Linked DNA regions of Homo sapiens: all the other regions are linked to region 2. The links are chromatin contacts, found by Hi-C or POLR2A ChIA-PET in ENCODE. All regions are on one chromosome and are shown on one strand. Each heading gives the region's core, a stretch centred on a gene start or an enhancer-like site at or near the end of the contact. The rest is flanking DNA. Distances are from core to core; before and after follow the strand shown. Region 1 holds the start of IFT20 (intraflagellar transport 20). Region 2 holds the start of PSMD11 (proteasome 26S subunit, non-ATPase 11). Region 3 holds the start of TMEM97 (transmembrane protein 97).

Region 1 (3,621 bases), core at 136-2,635, 4.1 Mb before region 2:
CCCTGCTCTGGGGACAGACTAGTGAAAACAATGCCTCTGGACAGATGGTAAAGAAATAATCACAAATCGTGATATTACTATAAGGAAAAGTACATGGTGCTGTGTGAAGTGCTGCAGGAGGACACAGTTCATGGGGGGCGGACTTGGAGGGGAGGGCCAACAGAGGCCTTCTGAAAAAAATGACACTTAAACAGACCTAAAGACTGTCCAAAAGTATGTCAAGTGAAAGGGGAAGCAAGGCATTGCAGGCAGAAGGAAACACGTATGTGAAGATCCTGAGGCAACAGGAAATTTGATGCATTCCGAGAACAGAGACTGAGCAAGAGAAGGGAACAGAATGAGGCTAGACAGGGAGACAACAGCTGGATCACCGAAGGCTCTGAAAGACGCAGTCATGAGCTTGGATTTTATCAGAAGGGTAATGGGACAGCCAGCGGGTTCTCAGCAGACCAACAAAATCAGACTTAGAAAGATCACTCTTGCTCAGCCTGAGAGAACCGATTGGAGGGAACAAGAGAGGGCAAAGCCCCAAGTACCTTCTTGTTCATCACTCTAACCCTAGCACCTAGCATGGTGCCCACACATAACTGGCACTCAGTAAATGTTTGTGGAATGAATGACCGTGGAAACAGGAGACTATTGCAGTAACCAAGGCTGGCAGCCGAACACAAGTGTTCCGAGTTGAGATGTTTTGTAAGTCGAGGTGATGGGGCTTAGCAATGGACTGACTGAATGTGGGGGTTTGGGGATAAGAGAAAAACAAGTCAGGCATGACTCCCATGAATCTGGCTTGGCCCACCTATCTGATTGGAAGGGCTGGCTTAAAGAGATAGGTAAGATGGAAGAAGAGGTGCAGGGAAAGAGTTCACAGATTATCTACCAACTCCCATCACACGCGTGTCTGAGCATCTGAGCAACACCTGGCCCAAGAGCTGGGACTAAGCTCCCTGAGCATGAGGCGGTGGCATACTTTCTGCGCCCCGGCTCTCCCAGATGCATGCGAGGCACTGCGAGCCGACTCTTTACTATGTAAACTCCCCGAACTTATCCGAGCCGCAGTTTCCTCGTAAGATCGTGGCAAGCATCAACGCATCAAACTCCAGGCCTAAGCTGGGTGTGAAAGCGCCCCCCTGAGAGTGGGGCGGAATTCCCACGTCTCTCCCCGCCCGGTACTGCCTTTCCTCAGGACGCGGGCCTGTCAGGCTCCTCTCGCCCCTGGTCCGCCCGCGTCCCCCGACCCGAGGTCAGCCTACCTGCCGGCCCCGCGGCGGCAGCGCGCTGCAGCCCAGGCTGATGTAGACAGGCAGCTTCTCCTGGGTCAGCGACAGCCGGTACCCAGCCAGCCTGCCACGGCCGCTGCCACGGATACAGAGCCTGTTTACCTATGACGTCACTACCTTCCTGACTCCGGAAGCACTTACAGCCCCCATTCCACAGAGCCTGCTGGGAAACAGAGGCCCGAGGGGAGGCCCGGCCTACAAGACCCAGAAGCCTTAGCGCCGGCAAGGCGGCCAGAAGTAGCTCTGCTCTCTCCGCGAAGACCCTCGGGGGATTCCGCCTCCACCCTTTCCCGGATAGAGCGCTATGCATGCAGGGACTTGTAGTCTCAGGCTCCCCAGCCGGCTGGGCTGGGCAGCACTCCGGGCGGAGTCGACGAGCGCAGGATGTGAGCTCACAGCTTGGGACTGCTGAGGGGCAGGCGGCTGCAGGCTAGGGGCGGCTCGGAGTCCGCTGGCCACCCAGCTGAGAGGAGAGGCGCCCCCGGGGACGGTGAGAGCCGGGCCCGCCGATGCCCTCGGGGAAGGGATGGACGGCCCCTGCTGGAGTAGAGCGAGCCCGGCCGGGTCCTGGGGGAAAAGGCGCGGGCGGCGTAGGGGAGATGGAGAGCTCCGATCTCCCACGGAGGGTGGGCGTGAGAACCGGTGTGGGTTTCTCGGTAGTGAGGAGTGGTCCGGGCTAGAGAAGAGCCCACACCGGCCACATTTCCCAGGACTTTTTGGGTGACGCTTAACCTTTACACCTAGGGTTTCTGCTAGATCCGCCACTCTAGCCCTCAGCTTTCCTCCCGCCGTCCTCCGTGTCTGACGGATTTCTGGGTCCTTCTTCCTTTTAGACCCCTCCTCTTTCCACCTCCGCGGCTGTTTGCCCTTTGTTGTGCTTGGGTTCCCATTAGCTTCGTTGCGTGAGCCACGGATCCGCCCTTAGCCCCGGGCATCCCCAAATATCCACACACAAAGTGCGGAAGGAAGAGCACTGTGGCTATCAGTGGAAACTTCATTCTCACTGGAATTACTTTCTGGGGCGTCACCTGCCACAGAATTCCTGGAACCCATTGGTCTGGGCGGAATGTGATTGACGTCATCCAGGGGCTCAAAGCAATTGCTTTGTAGGAAAGGAAGAGATTAGCTCTGGATCCGCCGACCTCTCTTGGCAGGCCTATCCTTTGAGCTCCTTTGCATTGGCAGAACATGTATGTGTGCTTTCTCTGATCCTGGGAAAACTAGGACTAGACACAAAATACACAGGGAACTTGCTAATACCTGTTAGAGAGGTGGATTTATTCCTTTGAGGTGGGCGGGAAAAGGGAAGGTGATCTCATACCATTCTAGTGTTTCTTAGTCATTGGCAACCTCCTGGTGAGGGCTCACCTCCCATACCCAACCCCTGTGGCAAATGAAAGAGTCTCCCAGACAAGCCGCCAAAGGAATTCACTGCTTCACACAGCACCCACGCTGGCTGTCCACTTCCTTGGACATTCTTCCCAGGGACTTACCTAAATCTTTTCAGGGACAATTTCAGTCTAACAAACTGACGTATGTTAAATACTTAAAATGTGCATGGCATTGTGCTGAGCACCATTAGGGGAACACAGCGGTAAACTTGGGAAACCAGTGCCCTGCTTCTGGGTTGCACTTACAAGGCATGAGCAACTGTAAACTCCTGCATGTGATGAGCATTCGGTGAAATCATTCCACTTTTTTTCTGTCTCCATTATTACCAATGTGGTCCAGGCTGCCATCATCTCTTCTTGCCTAGACTACTGCTTCCTCTGGTCTTCCCACTTTCTCTCTTGCACCTTTACAATTCATTCTCTACCCAGCAGCAAGTTATCTTTTCAAAATACACTACAAGCAAGTCAGATCATATCACTCCCCTGCTTGCAACCCTCCAATTGATTCATATACTATATAGCAATTAGTATGAAATCCACCTTTGTTATCATCTAACGCCTGCCTTCCCTGACTTGACATCAAACCAACTTCCCCCTACTGTCTGTGCACCAGCCATTATGACCGTATTTCTGATCCTCAAACTTGTTTTAATTTTGTCATTGTTGAGATGAGATTTCCCTATGTCACCCAGGCTGACTTTCCCAGGCTCAAGCAGTCATCCCACCTCAGCCTCCCGAGCAGCTGGGACCACAGGCATGAGCCACCATATCTGGCTAATTTTTTTTTATTTGTAGAAACAAACTCTCACTATGTTGCCCAGACTGGTCTTGAACTCCTGGGCTCAAGCAATCCACCCACTTCGGCCTCCTAAAGTGCTAGGATTACAGGTGTGAGCCACCACACCCGCCCCCTAAAACTTGTTTCTAACAGGAACTTTGCACTTACTCTT
Region 2 (3,919 bases), core at 315-2,814:
CAAAACTGGTCCCTGGTGCCAAAAATGTTGGGGTCCACTGTTTTATGGTACTCCCTCTTTGTAGTGAGGCCAGCACTCTATCCTCTCCTATGATTTCTTCTAAAGCCTCCCACCTCAGCCTCCCAAGTAGCTGAGACTACAGGCGTGCGCCACCATGCCCGGATAATTTTTGTATTTTTAGTAGAGTCGGGGGTCTATGTTGCCCAGGCTAGTCTCAAACTCCTGGGCTCAAGCGATATGCCCACCTCGCCCTCCCAAAGTGCTGGGATTACAGGCATGAGCCACCGCGCCTTGCTAGAAGCCATTTAATCCAACTCTCCATCAAAGTCATGAATCCTGTTTACAACAACCTGATGAGATGTCAACTACTTTTCACGTGAACACACCCAGGAATTAGGAAGGCATTCCCTAACCGGCAGCTCTTATCTCTCCCAATCACGATTTGAGCTTCACCAAATAACTCAAACCCCTGTTTCCTCACATATTAAAGGGGAGTAAATATCTGCTTTACAGAACATTGTTGGGAGAATAAAAGGAGATAGAGGAATATAAATGGCCTAATCCACTTACAGAGGAGGGTGTGCAATGTTAGTCCCCTTTTTGCCTCCTTTTATGGGACAGCACATTCCATTTTTGGATCGTCATCACCTAGAGAAAGGTCTTCCTTAATACTGAATTGTCTTTGTATCCTTTTAGCACCTTTCTTAAGTTTAACCCTAAGTGGTCTCATAGAATGTCATTTTTCCGTCCACACGACGTCTTCACTGATATCTGTGACTTTAGTTGAAGGGGCTGAAGATATTGGGAAGAATAATTCAATTTTTTCCTTCCTCCGTCCCTCCCTCCCTCCCTTCCTTCCTTCCTTTTTTTTTTTTTTTCTTTGAGCTGGGGAGCTGGGTGAGGCTTCTGTGGATTCCCAAGAGGTATTTGTGGCGTGAATGGAGCAAAGGTGATGTTTCACTTCATCACGTCCAGCACTGTCCCAAGGTTAAATGGGCGCGTGAGGACAGTTTTCTCCGGTCCTGGCGGGTTTGCCCACCTGCCGGCCAGCGTTCTGCGGGAGTCAAGCCTGGAAAGCGTGTGTGCGGCGCACAGGCGTCAGACACTGGAACGCATTCGAATGGTGCTATTCTTTGCCACATAGCGAGCACTTTATAAGGTCACTTATCGTCCCGAATGAATGGTTAAATCGTGGAAGCCGCAAAGAAAGCCACGCAGCTTTGACTCAATACCTAGCCCAGTACTCAGGAACCCCTCTCAGGGGTGCGCGAGCGGGGCCGGAATCAAGAAGCCTCTTTTGGGGTGGGCGGGGACCGATCTAGAGCTCCCACTGCGGGGCACCGCCTCTTTTCCTCGCCGGCCGCCCGCTAGGAGGCGCTGGGGAGCTTGCAGCCCACCTGCGAGGCGGTCCCGCTCTCCCCACCCCTCAGCCCGCGCCCGGCGGAGAGACTACAACTCCCGGAGTGCTCTGGGAACGGAGCCACGGGAGCTACAGGCGGAGGGACCCGAGGGCGGGCTTTCCGGGTGTGTGTTTCCGGCGTCGGCGGCCGCGGCCGGGGACGGTGTGAGAGCGGTAAGATGGCGGCGGCGGCGGTGGTGGAGTTCCAGAGAGCCCAGTCTCTACTCAGCACCGACCGGGAGGCCTCCATCGACATCCTCCACTCCATCGGTAAAGGTCGCCGCGCCGCCTCCCCGGCCCCGCCGGCCCAGCTCGGCTTATGTCGGTCGGCGGCAGCGGAGAGGGGCCCGGCTAGCCGGCTCTGATGCTGCTGACTCACTGTGTGAGGGGGGCCGGGCCGGGGGCGCAGGCCGCTCGGAGCTCCCCAGAGCCTCCCAGGTCTCACTCTTGTGGGAGGGCTTGAGGCAATCCCCGGGTCCCCTCGCCGGCTGCTGACTCACGGGGGGCTCAGCGTAGGGTGGGAGAGTGGGCCGAGCCGGGCCCCCGGGGATCCCTCCCTAGCCATGTCCCCGGCTCTGGCCCGCACGAGCTGGTCTGGGACCCGGAGCAGTGCCGGCCGGCGTGCTTGTCACGGACTGGTCCTAGAGTCTCTACTTGAAAGGCCTTGGCGAAACCAGCTCTGGACAGGCATTTCCCGCCGTTGTAATCAGCACAGCCTGCTCCGGGTGGGAGCGCGAGCGCTTGCTCTTCTCTGGGAGTTTCCTTCCACGGGACGCTGGGAGCTGCTACTCCTCAGCCCCACGGCAGAAAGCTCCACTAAGAGGAGGGTCTCTTTCAGAATGTGGGAAATTCAGGGGTGACACACACCTCAGATTGGCATTTGGTTTGTGGAGGTGGCCGAGACGCTCATCTGCTCTGTGTAGGGTGTAAGAGTGAGGTGTTGGAGCGGGACCGCCTGGCTAGAGGAGGTGACTAATCTTTCCAGACTGCCTGTAGGGGTTGGAAGTGAGTTAAGGGAGTTAGTTGTCAGCCGCGGAGTTCAGGGAATTCTTTGGAACGGGTCGGCTGCATGTTGCCGGAAAAATTAAAATTTCTTAACGCTGTAATAACGATGGTCTTACACCTACACACAACAGGAAAACTGAAATGGGAATCCCAGCCAGTCGCTTCCGGCAGCTTTCTGTTGGGATTCAAGTGTGAACAGAAATTTATTACGACAGAAGAAGACGTTAATGTTCACTCATAAAGGATTCAATTAGGGCTTGGACTAGCTCTTCACTGCACATGTAATGGCATCTTTGTAGTGTAGTTTGGGAAGATCTGAATTGGCTCAACAAGTAGTATGAGAATGCACCTGTATGTGGGACTTGCAAGATGTTGGCATTTGACTTAGTGTGTTGAATTTTGGTATTCCAGACCTGCACGGAGAAAGGACAATGACAAGATCTTGATACTTTATCATTGGGGATACTAGAGAAGGAGAGGAAGTGGGCGTCAAGGTGTATCTTTGAATGATATTGGTAAAAGGTGTTTCATTTTAAAAGTTCTGATCTTAGGTCAGTTACTTCTACGGAACCAGAGTCATCTCAATCACCGTTACATGGATATTTTATTCTGAGTACACACTATTATTTAGAACTAATGTGAGGAGCATGAATTTTAATAGTCTGTGTCTAGTGTCTAATATTTTTTCTTTCATAAAGTAGAAATTACGTCAAATATTACAATTAGAGTATTTCCTGTTGGCCCACTATTCTAGGGGAGAGTTCCCTGAAAGCTTCACTGTTAGAGCAAGCTTGAGTCATGGTGGTTGACGGCCTTACTTTTTCTGGACTCCATCATGGTTTTTGTCAAGTCATGATGCTTTGTAAGAGTAGTAGTAACTAGTGATGATCACTACAAACTTGGAGAGGCTATTCCATGTTTGAATGTTAAAATAGTTATTAACTGTTGAAAATAGGACAGATAGCACAAAGTTATTTTAACAGACCTCAATGCATTAAAAAGCAGCAGTCTCCCCTAAGTGTAGCTGTGCAGGATCTGGGGCTTTGATAGAGTTGTTTTTCTTGAATGGCTTTATAGACCTGCTTATCCCTAACACACCCATCAGCTGAGGCTTTGCACAGACCTAAAGTTTATTGAAACGCTTTTGACTTACAGGCATCAGTAACTTGGTCAATTGATTTTAGTTTGTGGCATAAACGCACAGGCATGTTTAATATCTTCCCATAAAATAGTGACTGGAACAGATCTTGGCACCATAAGTATGAAGGATTTGTTTTGTTTTAATTTCACTTTAACCAAGTGACCACAACAGAAACTTAGTGTATGTAGGTAAGCAAAATTCTGCTGGGTAGAATGAAAAGGCACATTTAAAATCAAAGAGAAGAATCCTTTTTTTATGATTTACATGGAGCATATTCTACGTATATATGATCTTTTTTTTTTCCTGGCTTAGAGTTTTTTTTTTTTTTTTAACTCTAGAATTTGTCTTTTGGTAAATATGTTTGAGTTTGTAAT
Region 3 (3,621 bases), core at 545-3,044, 4.1 Mb before region 2:
CCCTACCTAGCTTGAACTGCAACCTTCTGCACCTCAATCACTCTTCTTCAGCTCTTCAAAGCCACCTTTCGCTTTTCTGAACCCAAACTCTGTAGGGGTCCAACAGCCTTCTTCTGGGTAGACCCCGCACTAGAGAAATGCAAAGCACACAGCCTAAGAGATTGGGGCCTCCGGGTCAGCGGCCCCCCACCTCAGCTGGGCCTTCAACACTGCCATAATCCCTCTGTCCTAGCCCACAGCGCCCCAAGGGAAGGGGAAGCTGGGCGGAGCGCAGTGCACCCACCTAACCCACCCCAATCCTTCCATTCCCTCCGCCTCCTCCAGGGCTTTGAGCCGCATTTCCTGCTCTTCTCGAGTAGGGGTAACCTCTCCCACTGTCAAAACTAAACTAGCTCAAGTCTTTCTCACCTGCAAAATAAACTCTCGAGTGCATCTCTCTCCAGCTACTGCCCCATGTCTTCTCCCCTTCGTGACCAGCTGTCTACACTTCCTGCCTCCATTTCCCCACTTTCTTACTCCCTGGCTCCTGCCCCCACGACACAACTGTTCCCCACAGGGCCACAGGCGGGCATCACTCAGTGTTGACAGGCTGCCCCTCCCTGTGACATAGCCCCCTGCTAGTACGCTCCTATCTCAGTCCCCTCCTCCCATGACCTGAGGCTGGAGCTCCCCCAGGATCTCTCCCAGGCCCTCTGCTCGCCATCAAAGGCGGATGCCTCACAAGCTTACGACTCCAGACAGGCTCACCCAACTGCCTCCTCCACCCAACGCTGCAGCCCACTCAAGGTCCACGTAGTCCAAGCTGCATTCCTTCCTCGCACTCCCTTGCCCTGTGTCCCCTCTTAGCAAATGGCAGCCTCGGCGATCCTGCCCCGAGACAGGCCTGCGCCCAGCGTGGAGATGAACATCAGTATTTGCTGAACGTGTAAACGAATCCTTGACCTTCCCTCATGCTCCACAGCCGGTGAGGATTCCTGTCCATTTTACTGCCTCCTACGTCCCTCGAGTCCTCCCCTCTGCTTCTTTGTTCACCGCGGCCAGCTGCCTCCCCAGACCCGCAACCCCGGCTGGGCCGGGAACCTGCACCGCGGCGCTCGTGCCCCGCTCTGCGACCCCTGCTCCGTGACGGCCGCACTGCACCGGGGTACCGCGGCCCAGCACAGGCGCTGGTCACTAGTACACGAACTAGCTAGGACTACAGGTGCACACCACCACACCTGGCTAATTTTTTATTTTTTGTAGAGATAATGTCTTACTAAGTTACCCAGGCTGGTCTTCTGGGCTCAAGCCATCCTCCTGCCTCGGGCTCCCAAAGTGCAGACATTACAGGCATGACCCACCGTGCACAGCGTCAGCTTTATTTTTTTAATGCTGACTTACTGCAGAAGGCCCAAGGGCCAGTGCAGTTTTCATACTGCTGTTGTAGTGGCGAACGGAGCCACGAGGGAAGGGAGCGCCGCCGGCAGCTGCCGGGACACCAGGATACCACGCGGCCAGCACCGAAACGCTAGGCTCGCGCTCACAACCGCAATCTACACTGAGTAGCCGCGCGCCGAACGGCGTGACTAAGCCCCGCCCACACGGCGCTCCTGGCGGCCAATGGAAATGGCTTACGAGACGCCTTCTCCACGCGCTATACTTATACGGACCAATGGGTGCGCCCTGTGGGGAGTGCCGCCCCCTGTCCACGAGCCTCCTCTTCTCGCCAGCCAATGGAAGCGGTCTGCCTAGCCCTCGCGGGGGCAAGGCGGCGACCGAGGCGCGTGGGTCTGGGAAGGCGCGCGGATTTGGCCCCTCTTCTCACATCAGCGGGTCCAGGCCCAACCGACAGACTATGGGGGCTCCGGCAACCAGGCGCTGCGTGGAGTGGCTGCTGGGCCTCTACTTCCTCAGCCACATCCCCATCACCCTGTTCATGGACCTGCAGGCGGTGCTGCCGCGCGAGCTCTACCCAGTCGAGGTGAGGGGCGCCCCTCTTATCCCGGCCCGCTGAGGCTCTCCCGGCGCTGCGTCCACAGGGCCTTCACCTCCTCCGCGCTCGCGCACTCTGGGTTCCAGTTGCCTCTCTCGGGTCCTGCCCATGCCTCCCCCGCTCCTAACCCAACTTTAGTTCGGTGTTTTCCTCGGGCTTTGTCTCTATCCCAGCCCCTTCTCCCAAGCGGCGGGGGCGAACGCTTTGTTTCCTTTAAAGTCACTTCTTCCCTGGGTTTAAGGTTTCCCGCGATTCCACCTCTGGCCGGTTGTCAGTGTCTGAGGGAAGTAGTCTGGATGAAGTGGTGTCCAAAGTCACATGTTAGGTTTGCTTTAAGCTTCTGGTTTTTTGTTTGTTTGTTTGGAAGGGCTTTAAAATACCAGTCTGATCCCAAAGAAAAAATCCGAGTAGAAATAGACCTGTCTGAAGGTTTAGCACCTTGGTTGGTGCAGCTGGGGCGTTCACAGATCGTCACTGCTTCGAGATCAGGTTCCAGCAACTTCCAGAGCTCAGGAGTAAATTGCCATCTTTTCAGATTGGCTCTTCAATATTGGGTTCGAGTAACAATGATCTCCTGAGTAAAAATAAAGGTGAAAATCCCGATTTCCTGGTTGTTGGAGAGCATTCTTTCAACCCCAAACTCTGCTTTAATGCTTTGTTTTTTTCTTCAAAGCTATAGTTTTAGTTTCCCGGTTCGTTGAGGTTTTTTTCTCGTATCTGGACCCTGTGACCTTCTTCCATGGAATTCCTGTCCTCAGTTTTGTTTCTCCATCTTATCTATAACTGTAGGCAGGACTGACTTGTCTACCCGAAGATTTTATTTTGCGTCTGTTTTTCCTTAAATGCTTTTTATCTGCCGAGGAGGGGTTCTTTACCTGAGGGTCATGAACTCCCAAAAATGGGTGCAAGTGTGTGTGCCTTTTGTTTCCTGCAAGGAGAATATAGCTTCCATCGACTTTTCAAGGGGCCTAACTCTCCCAAAAAGGCCACGGCTCAAGAATGTTCTACCACTCCCATAAGTCACTCTTTTTTGTTTGCTTCTAGAACCAAACACAACTGGAAGACCTCTGACCTCCTTTTGCATGGGAAAAGCGTAGGTAGCGTGTAGCAAGTTGCAGTCTGGGGACTTGGTTCTTCCAAGAACTGGAGGTGACTTGGGCAGGTCAGGGCTCTATATCCTCCTCAACTGTTGAGAGAGTTGAGTTAAATTATAAGCTCAAACATATACAGGGTGGGTTAGTTTTCATATTGCTGTTGTAGTTACCACAAATGTAGTGATTTAACAGATTTATTTGTTTACAGTTCTGGAGGCCAGAAGTTCACAATGAAATCTTACAGTGCTCAAATCAAGGCAGGGCTCACTCCTTCTGAGGGCTCCAGGGGAGAATCTGGTTCTTGCCTCTTCCATTTTCTGGTGGCTGCCAATGTTCCTTGGCTTGTGTTCACGTCACTTCAATCTCTGCTTCGGGTCATCACATTGCCTCCCTTTCTGTAGTCAGAGTTCCCTCTGCTTCGCTTTTATAAAGACACTTGTCATACATTCAGGGCCCACCAGATAACCCAGAAAATCTCCCATTTCAAAATCCTTAATTACATCTGCAAAGTCCCTTTTGCCAAATAAAGTAATAGTCACAGGTTCCAGGGATTAG

The links. A loop is a pair of places that touch in the nucleus more often than their neighbours do. ChIA-PET counts read pairs that join two places held with the same protein, here RNA polymerase II (POLR2A). Pooled maps may share reads with other maps.
Region 1: a loop to region 2 is called in a map of CD4-positive, alpha-beta T cell, with 6 times the contacts of the local background. The contact joins the promoter of IFT20 here to the promoter of PSMD11 in region 2. A Hi-C loop is called at or near these places in 2 of 168 maps with a recorded cell type or tissue (CD4-positive, alpha-beta T cell and CD8-positive, alpha-beta T cell) and 6 of 50 pooled maps. POLR2A ChIA-PET finds 5 or more read pairs at or near these places in 1 of 52 experiments (CD4-positive, alpha-beta T cell).
Region 3: a loop to region 2 is called in a pooled map, with 13 times the contacts of the local background. The contact joins the promoter of TMEM97 here to the promoter of PSMD11 in region 2. A Hi-C loop is called at or near these places in 4 of 50 pooled maps.

The regions. Positions count from the first base shown.
Region 1 is chr17:28,334,087-28,337,707 of GRCh38, forward strand. It overlaps IFT20 (intraflagellar transport 20), which reads right to left and starts at 1,386. Exons shown (of 5, transcript NM_001267776.2): 1 at 1,254-1,386. TNFAIP1 (TNF alpha induced protein 1) reads left to right here and starts at 1,675. Exons shown (of 7, transcript NM_021137.5): 1 at 1,675-1,770. RefSeq lists silencers at 1,083-1,274, 1,768-1,817 and an enhancer at 1,198-1,727.
Region 2 is chr17:32,442,946-32,446,864 of GRCh38, forward strand. PSMD11 (proteasome 26S subunit, non-ATPase 11) reads left to right here and starts at 1,565. Exons shown (of 14, transcript NM_002815.4): 1 at 1,565-1,669. The coding sequence starts at 1,579. RefSeq lists a silencer at 1,285-1,454 and enhancers at 1,346-1,961, 1,575-1,654.
Region 3 is chr17:28,317,406-28,321,026 of GRCh38, forward strand. TMEM97 (transmembrane protein 97) reads left to right here and starts at 1,795. Exons shown (of 3, transcript NM_014573.3): 1 at 1,795-1,960. The coding sequence starts at 1,835. RefSeq lists enhancers at 74-899, 1,119-1,378, 1,859-1,918.